2 separate regions of the Homo sapiens genome follow, and region 2 is linked to region 1. A link is a loop called in an ENCODE intact Hi-C map of the cell type or tissue named here. Cell type or tissue: IMR-90. All regions are shown on one strand. Each heading gives the region's core, and the rest is flanking DNA. Links, peaks and the distances in the headings are about the cores only.

Evidence for each region. Peaks named below come from ENCODE experiments on the same cell type or tissue, not always from the same donor. Only the 100,000 strongest peaks of a DNase experiment are listed, where the experiment ranks them.
Region 2: it touches region 1 in a loop (16-fold over the local background); 2 of 110 quality-filtered maps call a loop at or near these places.

The regions. Positions count from the first base shown.
Region 1 is chr10:86,682,876-86,691,615 of GRCh38, forward strand. All of the region lies in intron 5 of LDB3 (LIM domain binding 3), which reads left to right. Among named protein-coding and RNA genes, the nearest start is that of LDB3, 19 kb to the left of the region's middle. RefSeq lists enhancers at 1-34, 1,197-6,694, 4,281-4,818. In IMR-90, for the core only: CTCF peaks have their summits at 5,623 (motif pointing right) and 5,989; DNase peaks (open chromatin) are centred at 5,036 and 5,646; H3K27ac peaks cover 2,103 bases.
Region 2 is chr10:87,051,707-87,057,482 of GRCh38, forward strand. It overlaps GLUD1 (glutamate dehydrogenase 1), which reads right to left. Exons shown (of 13, transcript NM_005271.5): 12 at 1,636-1,698; 13 at 1-164. The coding sequence ends at 45. Among named protein-coding and RNA genes, the nearest start is that of FAM25A, 34 kb to the left of the region's middle. RefSeq lists an enhancer at 3,270-3,399. In IMR-90, for the core only: a CTCF peak has its summit at 3,401; DNase peaks (open chromatin) are centred at 3,085 and 3,375; H3K27ac peaks cover 717 bases.

The DNA of each region.
Region 1 (8,740 bases), core at 2,969-7,968:
GCCCTTGCAGCAGAAGGCACCTGTGCCCCATCAGGTCACTGCTCCCTGTGGCCCTCAGCTTCCCCACCCCCCCAGCTCTTTCTAGAATCCTCAGTGAAGCTGATTTCTGGCACCACATGGCTTGCTTCCCTTACCCAAGGTGACAGAGCCATATATGCCCCCAGGGTTCCCCAGCAAAGGACTTTTGCCAGAAAACTCAGGGAATAGTAGAACAGAGATGACCTCCTTGTCCCGCATTTGTTGGGCTGGTAGGTCTTCCCGGTCCTTTTCAGGAACTGGCCTCAGGCAGAGAGGTCAGCCTCTGGTGGCCTGGGACTCCCAGGAGACCCACCTGCAATGATGATAATGTCTCCCCATACTGACCATGCACTCTGGCTATGGACCAGCTAACAGTCCACATGCCTTATCTCTCAGCAACACTCTCTAAAACAACTCTCTCTGCAACTCCAGAGGTGGGCATGATTTTCCCCATTTTATAGCTGGAAAATAGACGCTCAGAGAGAGCAAGTAATTTGCCCAAGGTCACACAGCTAGTAAGTGGCAGACAGAACTGGCATGCAGGTCTGCCTGACTCCACTTTGCATTGAGACAGGGACTTGCTGCCTGCTCAGGGAAGTGAGGGGCCAGGCCCACCTCTGCTTCCCATAGTGCCTAAGGTACTCTGCTGTCGGTGCAGGGGCTGCCCAGACCCTGATGAATGTGTAAATTATTTCTTGGTGCTCAGAGCAGCAGAGTCTGACGTTTCCTCCAAGGGATGGTGGGCTAGGGGAGGATGTGCAGTGGGTGCTTCATCCAAAGTAAAAGCTGATGCTGCTGTCTCAGGCAATGCCGGCAGGAAGGGCTGGAGCCTCTGACCTGGGCTGGCCTAGGGCAACCTCTGCTGGGCTGAGGCCACCACCTATGCTAAGTGGGTCAGCAACAGGGTCAGCAAGGGCTAATCCCCGTGCTTATCCATGGCACACTTCTCCCATGCTGAGCACCTTAGACTCATGACCCGTTCAGTCTGCACAACCCACCTGCGGGGTAGGCACTACCATCTCAAGAATTAGAATTAGGAAACAGGCTGGGACGGGTGGGTAATTTGCCCGGAGTCACAGTGCTAGGAAGAGGCAGGGTCACAACTTGAACTCTGTCCTGTCTGGCTCCAAAAAGAAGCCCCTTCCGCTACTCTCTCCTCTGGGCAACTTGCAGTGCAATTCTTTGGCACCTCGTATCCTCTTGGAAGGAGGAGAGAGAAACAGATGTGGTGCAAGGGCAGACGGGCATAGGCATCCCAGCAGCCCCCTTCTTCTCCTCCCTTCTGAGGCTGGCACTGAAGGGCAGTGCCCCTCAGGCCACTCAGTGCAAGGGCCCCTGGGCAGGTCTTACATCTTTGGCTCATCTTCCCCAAGACCCAGGCACTGGCTCCTCTCAGATGTGTCTGCTGCCACCATCCCGGCCCCAGGTCCTGGGTGGGAGAAGCTGAGCAGGAGGCAGGAATAAATGTCAAAGAAGGAGCAGGCTGCCAAGGGAGGGCAGAGGCAGCCCCCACCCCGCCAGGCCAACACTGCCCTCTGCAGGGGGCCCTGGGCTGGTCAGGGCAAGAGATGACCCTGCAGCTGTCAGCACTGGCCAAAAATGGAGAAGGAATGGAGCTCCGTGCTGGCCCTTTCCTAATATAGCTCCACTTGCAGCTATTTTGAGCCTGGGAGGATAGAGGGAATTTTATCAGTTCTGAGGCAGTGGCGGGCCTGGGGCAGAGCAGGGCCACTGTGCTGCTCCCTGGGACCGGGGACCACTGACTTGAGCCTGGCTTCCCAGGGTTTGGCTGCAAATGACCAGGGCCAGGCTGGCCGGGGCCCAAGCTCCCCCAGCTACAGCCCACACTGGGCAGATTCAAGAAGGTGGCAGAGTTTGGGGACAGAGCCCCCCACCTTCCACACTGTCTCCCTCACAGGCCCCCGACAGGGCTGCTGGCCACAGGGTCTGCCACTGCAGGGAATTTGCATTTAAAGAAACACAGGACAGACACTGCTTTCCCTACAGAGACCATGCTCTGGGAGGCTCACTCTCAGGTCAGAGTGAGAGGAAGGGGCCTCTCACTGTGCTGCCTCGGCTGTTGAGCTCACACTTCTCCCTGCGCCTGCTCGCTCCTCCATCCTGCCTCATTGCTGGCCCAAGGGGCCTTTAGGAGTGGCCCCTGGTGACTGTGCACCCCACTCCCCTATACCCCAAGAGGAGCAGCCAGAGCTGCCTGCGTCTCTTCTGGGAGGGAGAGGAGGTCAGGTTTGGGGGGGCATAGGAAACCCCGCGCACACCCTGCCTCCTTACCACTGCAATGCCTGCTCAGGACAGAATTCCAGAGCTGCCCCCACAAAACAGACTCTTAGTCCGGAGCTGCTGACAGGCAGGGAGGCCCCTGGGCCTCAGCCTTTTCCATAGCAGCCACAGCTGGTCCTGTCTCCACCCCTAGCTTCCACTCTGGGGTCTATAGCCAGGTTTGTATGTGGGGGATTCATGTATGCGGTACGAGTGCCCCTGAAGATAGACAAGAAAACCCTTCTTCTGGCAAAGCAGAGGGCACTGGGGACCCCTCAAGAGGGAAACATTGCTGTGTCAGTCTCTGAACCAAACCGAGGGTCCCAGTAGCTGTGATTCCCGGCTCTGAGTTCTCCCTCCTCACTCCTTGCTCTCCTCACCCATTGCGGTTTGGGCTGGTTCTGCCTCCACAATGACCAGGCTGATGATGGCCCCGGCGCTCAAACTGCCCCTGGTGGAGCCTCTCTCTGACCACCCTGTCTTCTTTGCCCTTTTCCTCCCCAGGTGGTAGTCAACTCTCCAGCCAAGTTAGTATCAAAGGACAGCATGTGTGTGCGCTTGCGTGCCAGCCCCAGCATGTGTCTGCGTGTGTCTGGCGTGGATAGAGTGTGCCTGCTGGCATGTGTACATGTATGTGCATATGTATGAGTGGGGTACACTTGTACCCCTGGGTGAGCCTGCATGTGTGAAGCTGGAGTAGAAGCATTTGGGGGTGGGAGTGGGGGCTCCATCCGATGGTTCTAATTTCATTCCCAATTTCCTGCTGCAGCAGCTGCTTAAGATGTGCCTGGGGTTGGTGACGGTGGCGGGCGCAGGGGGAGGGGGACACAGGCTGTGCTGCTGCTGGGCCTGTGTGAGCCTGAAGACCTTTCTGTCCTGGCGACCCCTCAGAAGGGCTGCACTGGATCTTGTCTGCCCGGGGAGCGCACCTATCCATTGGAGGGAAGAGCCTCCTGTGGGTAGAGGATGGCCAGCTACTCAGCAAACTGGACTTGAGGGGGCCTGGGCAGCTGGAGCCCTGCTCTGAGGAAGAAGCACATTCCCTGAAGCGTCTGGAAGATCAGAGCCCTGGGCCACCAAGGGGGTGGCCTGCAGGAAGAGCCCCTTCACGGAGAAACCTTGCTCAGAATCCCTGCGGGTGCCAGTGGAGCCGCTTTTCACCTTTGGGGCATTCTGGACTCAGCTTGGGCTGCTGCTCCCGACCCCTACCCCCAGCCCCATGCCTGCGCTTCCCCTGCTGTGTGTAGTGGGAGATCTCTCTGTGCCTGGCAGCCCCTGCAGACCCTGGGAGGGAGCTCAGGCTGAGCCAGGCACTGCAGGGGAGCTGGGAAAGCCAAGATGGGCAAGGAAACCCTTCTATGGCCAGGAGTGGTGGCTCATGCCTGTAATCCCAACACTGTGAGATGCCAAGGCAGAAGGATCAGCTTGAGGTCAGGAGTTCAAGACCAACCTGGGCAACATCGTGAGACTCTGTCTTTACAGAAAAAAAAAAAATAGTGGCATATGCCTGTGGTCCTAGCTACCTCAGGAGGCTGAGGTGAGAGGATCACTTGAGCCCAAGAGGTTGAGACTGGAGTGAGTGGAGATCACACCACTGCACTCCACCATGGGCGACAAAGCGAGACCCTGTATCAAAAAAAAAAAAAAAGAAAGAAAAAAGAAAACCTTCTGCTGCACTGGGCTTTGGGGGAGGGTGCCAAGGATTTTCTTGAATACACCCAGACCACCCACCATCTGGAGACTTGTGTAGCCTATGGGGGTTCAGGGCCTCGGCTCTGGGAGATCTCTCTCGACACCCACCGCGCCCAGCCCTTGCCTTGGCCACCCATGTAACCGCCACCTGTTGCCCTTTTCTCCTCCCTCTCCCTGCCCGTACTCCCGCACCCCTCCCCCAGCGCCGACTACCAGGAACGCTTCAACCCCAGTGCCCTGAAGGACTCGGCCCTGTCCACCCACAAGCCCATCGAGGTGAAGGGGCTGGGCGGCAAGGCCACCATCATCCATGCGCAGTACAACACGCCCATCAGCATGTATTCCCAGGATGCCATCATGGATGCCATCGCTGGGCAGGCCCAAGCCCAAGGCAGTGACTTCAGTGGGTAAGCGCCTCCCTCCTCCACCGCCACTCAGTGCCTCCAGAGCCCGAGGGGTATGGGCCATTGGGCACCATCGGGACCAGCTTTCTTCCCTCACGTTGGACCTCCTGGAGGCATGGCCCTTGGAGGGGAGCCAGCCTTCACCAGGGCCTTCTGGAACGTGGGTATCCTCTCTTCAGACCCTCTCCATGGTCAGCTTTAGGAGAAGGGTGGAGAAATGCAGAAAATGGTGGCTCCTCAAAGTGCTTTTCACAGCCTCTGCATTTTCCCAGGCTCTATGAGGAGGCTGGAAGAAGAGACTTCTACAGTCCTCTTAACAAGGGGACCATTCTGGAGGCCCCCAGGCCTCTCACAGCGAAGCTGTCCTTTAAGGAGGGGGAAGTTACCAGGTTCTTCCAGCAATGAGAATTGATTCAAATACACTGGCTGGGTTTCTGGTTTGGGAAGGGGTCTGCGACCAACCATCCACACTACTGCTGGCAATCAGTCCCACAGATGGGAGCAATCCCCTTCTTTTTGCCCTAGGAAGCCCGGCCTCAAGGCAGTGGCATTTAAGACATCCTTGGTTCCTGGAATTCACCCATTAGCTATGGCTGGGGAATTTGAGGGTTGGTAAAGAAAGAGTTGGCTGAAAATCATTTGTGGATGAAAAATGCTAGCAATGCAAACATTCATGCAGACAGACCTCTCTCTGCGTGTCTCTGTGTCTCCCTCTCTCTGTATGTCTCTTTCTGTCTTCCTCCTTGTTGCTTTTTCTCTGTCTCTCCCTCCCCCGACCCTCGTGTGTGTGTGTGTGTGTGTGTGTGTGTGTGTGTATGTGTCTGTCTATCTGTTGTTTCTTTTTTACACACATACACATAATTCCTCACTGTTTTCTACTTGGGAATACCACTGTGTTGGCTGATTATCAGTCTCGGCAACATCTTATCCCTGGGTCAGGATCCCCTAGCAATTCAAGGCAAAAAGTCTTGAAATGACAGTGATGCTTTTTTCCAAAGCCAGAAAAACCGATGTAATAAGAGGGATGGAGGGATTAAAAAGTCCCAGAGAACCCAGTTGCACTTGGCCTTTCCAGACCCCAGCCCTTGTGGCCATGATATGCATGCAGGTTATAAAGGGCAGGCTCCCCAGCCCCAAGGGTGGAACAGTGTGGGCTCTCTGGGCTCTGCTGGAACTGAGGAGCCTGGGGCCCTTTTGGAGATGCAGTACTTCCTCTAGGCCACCAGGGAGCAGAGGTCGCCTGTCCTGGAGTTTCAAGTCAAACTCCCAAGGCTCAGGGCTGCTGCTCTTCGCCTAATTCTGGGCAAGGTTGATTGAATTCCATCATTCAAAGCAGAAAATATGACCATGCAAGTTTACAAACACAAGCATTAGCTCATGCGTACCCAGAAAAACAAGGCTGCCTAAGCCCAAGAGCTAACAGGGATTTCCTGTTAACATTTCTTTGTCACGTGTGTCCTTGGTGTGCTCTTAAAAGTAGTAGCAATGGCCAAAGGGAAGTTCAATGGAGAATAATGAAAGAAATGCTCTTCACTAACTTTCTGTTTTCTGCACGTTGGGAAGACTGCTATCATTTGGTCTCACCACTAGGGCACCCATCAGTTTTGGAATTGATGCACTGTTGATTAATCGAGACTTCACGAAGGACGTTTCCCATCTCCCTCCTGTCCCCTCCCATCCCCTCCCTATTCCTCCCCTGGTATGCCTGGAAAGGGTCCTCTTCTCCTCTTCCTTTTAACGCAGCCACGCTGAGCTGACCATGCTGTGGTGCCAGTGAGTAACCCTCTTGGCCATAACGTGCTCCCATTTCTGCTGTTAATTTCCGTGGTTCCTTCCTCAATGACCGTGTTTTTTCTCTTTTTCTTCCTCCTTCACCCACCCCATTCCCATAACTCGTTTCTGACCCTAACCCGGCTCTCTTGTGTGCGCTGCCCCTCTGCTATCCCATGATGGACGCGCACTCACGGCTGGGTTTTCCTCTGCTTGGCAGGGCGTCACCGCTGGCGTAAGTAGACCCTGCAGTGTCTGTCCAGTCATCCGTCTGTCTGGTTGTGGGATGGTGTGTGTGGGTTTGGTGGGATGTGTCTGAGGACCAGTGGTCAGCCCACGTGCTCTGTCCACGCTCCTCCTCACACCCACCTGTCAGCCAAACGACATCCCTTGCAGCCTTTACAGGCAAGTACTTGTCTCTTGGGGTTTGTCCAAATAATGTCACTGTGGTCACAGAAATCACAGAGTAGTGACACTCATGCTGCAGGCCCAGGCTGGGGGTGCATACCTGTGTTCTTCTTGCCGTGCTTTGGGGTAGCTCCCCCCGCCTTTCCTATCTGCACTGGAACAGTGTAGACCCAGACATTAGAATGCACACTGGGCCATTATTCAGGGCTAGAAGGTGACAAGGTAACCTCTTGGAGGCCACTCCCCAGAATCCTCATGGGAAGTGTATCTGCAGGAGCCAGTGCCTGCCATGACCACCCATGGGAGGGGAAAGATGAATCAGACTGGGGGCTGCACACAGTGAAGCAAATGCAGCGGTGACCTGATGTTGCGGTGACTGTGGAGTGTTTTCTGTGGCAAGAAGAACAAGCTGAAAGTGGGTCCAGAGAGTGGACTCAGGCCAAGGGCCAAGGACTGCAGGACCTGTTCCATCTTCCCTGCATATATTCTCCCTGAGCCTTGGTGTCATGAAAGGCACAGCAGTTTCCTTATCTGACTCCCAGTCTTGGTCACAGCAGCAACAAGAGTCCCTGGTCTTTGCACGGGGTTGTGGGAAATGAAGCCAGAAATGCTTTCTTGAACCCTTGGAGCCAAGAAAGGCACAGGGGAGCTCCTCCTGGGCACATTCCAGGGAAACAGCAGCAAACACCTTCCACCTGCTCTCTGGATTGCAAAGCTCTGTAGAGAGGCTCAAGGGCCTTGCATCCACACCTTCCCTCACCCACTGCACAGTTCACACTCCCTCCTTCCCTCCCCTCCCAGTGGGTCAGGAGCCAGGACCAGGGAGACCTGGTTGTGCCTTCCTGTTGCCCATCTCACCCAGACCTTAGGAACGCCTGGGACTCCTCCCTATGCCAGAAATGGCCTGTCCCAGCAACAGCAAGATCCCACCCTCTCCTTTGCTCCCTGGGCAGCTGCAGGCTCCTCCCTGGCCGGACCCTAGAAGCCTCTGCTGGTCTTTCCCAACCGATCCCAACCACAGGCTGCCAGTACCTATAGCTCTCTGGGCCAGGGCAGGGCCTTCAGCGAAGCCAGGGCAGCTCCACCCAACCTCGATCACCTTTCCCCACCTCTGCTCTTGTAGCCCACCCTGAGCCAGACACAGGGACCAGTCCTGGGACACAAGGTCAGTTCCCTGTCACACTCCTTGCAGGGAGGGTATAAGACATGGACAATGGGGAGTTTCCTCTCCCAGCCAGCCAGCCCTCTGGGGAAAAGGGAGAGGCAGGCAGAAGAGTACTGGACAGGGCATCTTTCCAGGCATAGGTCCAGGGCCTCCCACTGGGCAGAAGTAGCCTTCCTGAGCCCTATGACTGCAGGGAGCCTAATGGAAAGGACACAGGGCTAGCAGCCAGGAAACCTAGGTTCTCACCCAATGGGGCCCTTATCTGCTGTAACCTGGAGCTAGTTGGCTGGCCTCTCTGGACCTCAGCTTCAGCATCTGTACGAGGAGAGGGCTGGGCCAGCAGTCTGTTACTGTTGTGGGCTTCACCTGAGCCCTCCCAGGCCTCTGAGAAGGTGGGCTGGGCGGCTTGGTCCTCTGGTCCCCCGGCCAGGGTGAGTGGGCTGTAAGGCTTTTGACCATGGCCTGCACTGCAGTCTGATTCAGGCTGGGAGGCACTGGACCCGAGGGGCTCTAGGGTCCCTTCTGGCTCTGATGTAGGATTTGTTTGTTCAGCCAAGAGTTTTGTGCACCTATCATGTGCCAGACCCTGGGAGCCTAAGGGAAGGTCACCTGGTCCTCCACAAAGGGCTGCGCTTCTCTGGGACAGAGGACCAGTGGCTTCCATGCAGCCCCACTCCCAACTTCCCCAGGCCAGAAATCCCCTGTCCCTACAGGCCATGCCAGGGCTGTGCCTTGCTGCCTTGTTTCTTACCACTTTCCAGCAGAGTCAGCCTACTCACACTGAGCCCATGGCCCCCAGTCCTTTTCCAGGGCAGTGACAGCATTGGCAGCTCCTTGTTTGGATCCAAAAGTGTGAGGAGGGCAGGAGATGGATCCTGAGGAATCCTCTGTGTCCCCCAGTTGGCCTCTCTCCAGCCAGCCCCAAACTCACGGCCTGCTCACGGAGGTCAAAGAAGACCTGTTCTGTTTCCTCCCTCTGTAAAGGGAATCTAGGGGTGGAAAT
Region 2 (5,776 bases), core at 708-5,707, 370 kb after region 1:
AGTTACATGTGAAGAGGATAGTGAGGAAGTCAGCCATGATCCATCTATGTGAAGGTCACACCAGCTTCATTGTACACTTTGAAGACTTTCTCAATGGCATTAACATAGGCAGCTGTTCTCAGGTCCAATCCCAGGTTATACTTCATGGCTGTGCGCATAATTTGCTGAAATGAAAGAGAAAATGCAGTGAAGATGATCCTGACTCAAGTGGCCAGGCCATAAACACACAAGGCCCAGACAGGCCTGGTCCAAGTTACCCTCTCATTGTTTCAAGGCAGGACTTGGGCAGCCAAAGACAAACTACTCTAGCAGCAGAACCTCTAGGCAGGAGGGCCTAATTCTCTGGACTTAACAATGGGGTGGCTGGGTGCGGTGGCTCACGCCTGTAATCCCAGCACTTTGGGAGGCCGACGTAGGCAGATCACTTGAGCTCAGGAGTTCAAGACCGGACTTGCCAACATGGTAAAACCCTGTCTCTACTAAAAATACAAAAATTAGGCAGGGGTGCGGTTGCTCACACCTGTAATCCCAGCACTTTGGGAGGCTGAGGCAGGTGGATCACTTGAGGTCAGGAGTTCGAGACCAGCCTGACCAATATGGTGAAACCCCATCTCTATTAAAAATACAAAAAATTAACCGGGTGTGGGGGTGGGCGCCTGTAATCCCGGCTACTCGGGAGACTGAGGAAGGAGAATTGCTTGAAGCCAGGAGGCGGTGGTTGCAGTGAGCAGAGATTGCACCATTGCACTCCAGCTGGGTGACAGAGCGAAACTCCATCTCAAAAAACTAAACAAAATGAAAACAAAATCAAAAATTAGTTGGGCATGGTGGCTCATGCCTGTAATCCCAGCTACTCGGGAGGCTAAGGGACAAGAATTGCTTGAACTTGGGAGGTGGAGGTTACAGTGAGCTGAAAGTGCGCCACTGCACTCTAGCCTGGGCAACAGGGCAAAACTCCGTCTCAAAAAAAAAAAAAAAAAAAAAAAAAAGGGAGTGATGAAAATGTTCTAGAATTATAAAGTGGTGATGGCTCAAATATATAATAAAGGATGCCGAATTTAATACTTTGAAAGGATGAATTTATACCACATACACCCTATCTCGATCAAAAATTAACAAGAAAAACAACAGCCCTAAGAAGCACCACCTTCTTCACCAATATCTGCTTATGCTATTTCATCATAAATCCAAGCAGATAGAATCTGAACCCAAGAAGAAATTAGGAAAACTGGACTCAAACTGTGGTTGAGGCCTTAAAGTAGGGATCAAGCAGTCAAAATAAGTTTTGCTTATACCAAATTCTATAGTAAGGTAGACTCCCGTAGCTATAACATAGTGGCACATGGAGCTACAATCCAGTTTGGCTAACTACTCCATACTGGGCTAGCTGCCAACATCATTACCTCCTAAATCAGCCTTATTATTTCTTTCCAAAGCCTCAAAAACATATTTGAAGACTCTAAAAAATTGCTTATCATCTGAGACTGAAAAAACATGTGTTTTGCTACACACAAATGAGGACCATTGAACAGATTGATGTTTTCTATCAGCACATACAGTCTGGCGGCTGAGATAGCATGGTTGAGTTGCACTTCATGTGACTAGCTGGAAGGCAAACAGCATCTGCACACATACCCTGGCAGAACGCTCCATTGTGTATGCCAAGCCAGAGTGCACGATGTCTTTCTCAGATGCACCCTATTAGGGAAAAGAACACAAGTTTAACAAAACCACAAAGACCTGCTTTGTGTCCCTGTATAAGATGACAAAGGATTCTCAAGTCAATATACAACCAGACAGAATTTTTTGTCTTTTAGCTAAGATATGTCATTTCTGCACAGTATCAAAGATACAGTATCTTGATACTTACTGAAGCAGTTGCTTGTTGATCACAATTTATTTTTATTATATTTGACAGCAAACAAATACTCATGAAATAAGATTATAGTACAACAATGAAGACAGTTTTTGGACCTAGAGACATGAGGGCATGGAGTGAGATGAGCACCCTCCACTCATGGAGACGCAGATGCACTGAGCAATGTGTTACACTGTTCATGCCACGGTGCGTTCGCCTCAGCTCCCCAGAGAACAGGGACACCACACAGAACACAGAAAGGAATCTGATTAAACCCCATAGCGGCTTTGGGGTAGAATTCTGTGTATCTATTCAGTAGTGCCAGCAACTTTTAAAGCTGTGTAGATCTCAGCAGCGTTTTAATTTTACTGATGAGGAAACTAAGGACCAGAGAAGATGGCCAAGGTTACAGATAGCTATTTTCAGAGCTGGGATATGACTCAGGGCCTCCACCATCAAGTCAGTTCTCTCTTTCCTAATTTGTTTCTTGGAATGCTTTCTAAAAAATTAAGGACAATTAACTCACTACCACTCTTAAGGTGACATACAGAGCTACAAAACACATATGCCCGATAAAAACTTAAAATGGGTCACTGATATAGTTTGGACACTTACTGAGTACATACTCTTCCAGGTACTAGGGGACATAGTAGAGAATAAAATCAAAATTCTGTTCTCACAGACTTTATATTGTAGTGGGAAGAGAGTGTATATACATGGACTTCAAACCACAAGGCTAAGTGGATCATTGAAGTTTTCAATCTAGATAGAGAAGTGGTTTAGGGACGCAGGCCTTCCAATGTTAGGAGAGTGAAGAGTTGAAGAGATACCAGCAAGAGGCAATTGAGAAGAAATGTTTAGTGAGGTAGGGAGAAAACCAGGAGAATGTGGTATCCTGGAAGCTAAGAGAAGAAAATGTTTCAAGGTGGGAGTGTCAGTTGTAACAAGAACTGCTGATAGGTCAAGCAAGATGAGGACTGAAAAATAGCTACTGGATTTGGCAATGCTGGTGTCACTGGCTGTCTTGACAAGAATAGTCTTGGTGGAGTAGGTTCAAGTAAAGAAGAATTGGAGGCTGAGTATATACAACTCTTCCAAGGAGGTTTGCTCTACAGGAAACAAATGGCAATACTGGAAGGGGAAGTGGGATTAAGATTTATACATTTTTTAAAACAGCATTTGGTAAGCTGAGGGGAATGACTCAGAGGGAAACTGCTGATGTAGGAGAGAGGAGCAGACTTGCTAGAGCAGTGTATCTGAGGAAAAACCATCCAATGCCCACAACAAGAACTGGACCTAAGAAATGAAAGCACAAAGAGCTGATCTATTCGAAGAGAGATGACACAGGACTGGGTACAGGTACCAGGAGCTGGGTAGATGCGGAAGCTCCCAGGCTGCATCAGTTTTATCTGTGAACAGATAGCAGGTCATGAGCTGGAATGCAGGGCAGTGAGAAGAGGAGAAAATGTGATGTAATCACTCAGGAGACGGGGAGAATGAATGAAACACGGAAAAGCAGTATGACTGCTGGGCAGCTCTGAGCGCCTACTTGAGGTTAGTGGTCAGGGTGTGAACTGCCAGCAGGGCCTCCTACAGGGTAGAGGCACGGGATTTAATCAGGGATTTAATCAGGGCTGCTGGGATTTAATCAGGGCTTAGGTGTTAACAAAGGAGTATGACAAAGGAAACAAGACTGGGGAGTGACTGTAATGATGGAGCACGGAATTTAAGTTAGATAAGGAGGGAAGTGAGGGCACTGGGGGGATGAGGGACAGTGGAAACATGGCAGGGTCATGATGTGGGTCCTGATAGTGCCAAACAGGGGCAGGGGGAAACTAGAGGGAGAGAGCTTGAGAAAACTTTTATTTTTTTAACTGACAAGGCATATGCTGGGCAGTGGGGTGACCAAAGGGAGGGGTGAACAGCCCTCTGGCAGGGACAGTAGCAGCGCAAGTCCTTCCGATGCACTGCTAGCCACTTGGGATGGATGTTATGTACGAAACAGTGGCACACAGGAGACTTTCAGAGAGAGCCACAGAACTGCAGTGACACTTAAGCAGGGAGGAGATCAGTGTATTCCAGATAAAAGGACCAGAACAAAGACATCACTCTAGGAAATAGGAAGTTTACTGAGGGGAACGGTTAGTACCTAGAATGGGTAAAGCATTTTTTCTTTCTTTACAACAAAATCTTTAACTTTTTCCCATGTTGCAATATAGTCTCAGAACTGTTTTCCATCACTGAATATTTCATAAGGAGATATATTGACGGCCGGGCGCGGTGGCTCACGCCTGTAATCCCAGCACTTTGGGAGGCCGAGGCGGGTGGATCACGAGGTCAGGGGTTTGAGACCAGCCTGACCAACAAGGTGAAACCCCGTCTGTACTAAAAATACAAAAAAATTAGCTGGGTGTGGTGGCGGGCGCCTGTAATCCCAGCTACTCAGGAGGCTAAGGCAGGAGAATTGCTTGAACCTGGGAGGCAGAGGTTGCAGTGAGCCAAAATCGCACCACTGCACTCCAGCCTGGGTGACAGATCGAGACTCTGTCTCAAAAAAAAAAAAAAAAAAAAAAAAACCAAAAAAAAAGAAGATATAATTTACCCATTGTAATATATTCTTAAACTATGAGTGAATATTACCTAAGATGTATTATAAGATATAAGTCAGCCATTTCCCTGCTCCTAAACTTTAAATAAAACCAAATTTAAAAACTGTTTACACCGTTTCTTTTTTTTTTTTTTTTTGAGATGGAGTTTCGCTCTTGTTGCCCAGGCTGGAGTGCAGCGGTGCATTTCTTGGCTCACTCCAACCTCTGCCTCCTGGGTTCAAGCGATTCTCCTGCCTCAGCCTCCCGAGTAGCTGGGACTACAGGTGCGTGCCACCATGCCTGGCTAATTTTTTGTATTTTTAGTAGAGACGGAGTTTCACCATGTTGGCCAGGCTGGTCTTGAACTCCTGAACTCAGGTGAGCCACCTGCCTTGGCCTCCCAAAGTGCTGGGATTATAGGCGTGAGCCACCGCACCTGGCCTACACATAGTTTCAATAACATCATCGTGCATGGAGTGGTTCCTCCTCTTTTGAATTATTTTCTTAGGATAAATTCCCAGAGGGGAGATTGTCATAGCACCAAAGGGCAGGAACACTTTAATAACTTCACATTTTCCAAAGAGCTGCACCAATCTACACCGTCACTAGAATAAAGGTACAACTGTTTCACCACATATATGGAGAACATAAGATCCATTGTTTTTGTTAATACATTAAAAAAAAAAAACTCTTTTTCAATTTGTATTTCTTTAACAATGAGGTTAAATTTTTCCCCCAGGCTTATGTGTTATGGACTTTTGTTTTTCCTGTCTTCCATCATTTACTGGTAAAGAAGTTTCCCTCCCTCCATCCCTCCTTTCTTTTTTTTGGCGGGGGGAGGGGGGTGGCGGCGGCGGGAACGGAGTATCTCTCTGTTGCTCAGGCTAGAGTGCAGTGGTGCAATCTCGGCTAACTGCAACCTCCACCTCCCGGGTTCAAGTGATTCTCCTGCCTTAGCCTCCCAAGTAGCTGGGACTATAGGCGTGTAGCACCACGCCTGGCTAATTTTTGTATTTTTAGTAGAGACGGGGTCACCATGTTGGCCAGGATGGTGTCGATGACTTGACTTCGTGATCCACCCGCCTTGACCTCCCAAAGTGCTGGGATTACAGGCGTGTGCCACCATGCCTGGCCTCTTGTTTCTTTCTTTATTTTTGTAGAGATGGGGACTCACTATGTTCCCCAGGTTGGTCTCAAACTCTTGGACTCCCATATAGTTCAATCTAATGCTTGCTTTTCAATTCTTCCTATTTCTCTGAAGCTTAAAATAATTAAAATACATAATAATCCTTCACTGTTAAAACACGTGCGTGAAAAATACCAAATTTAT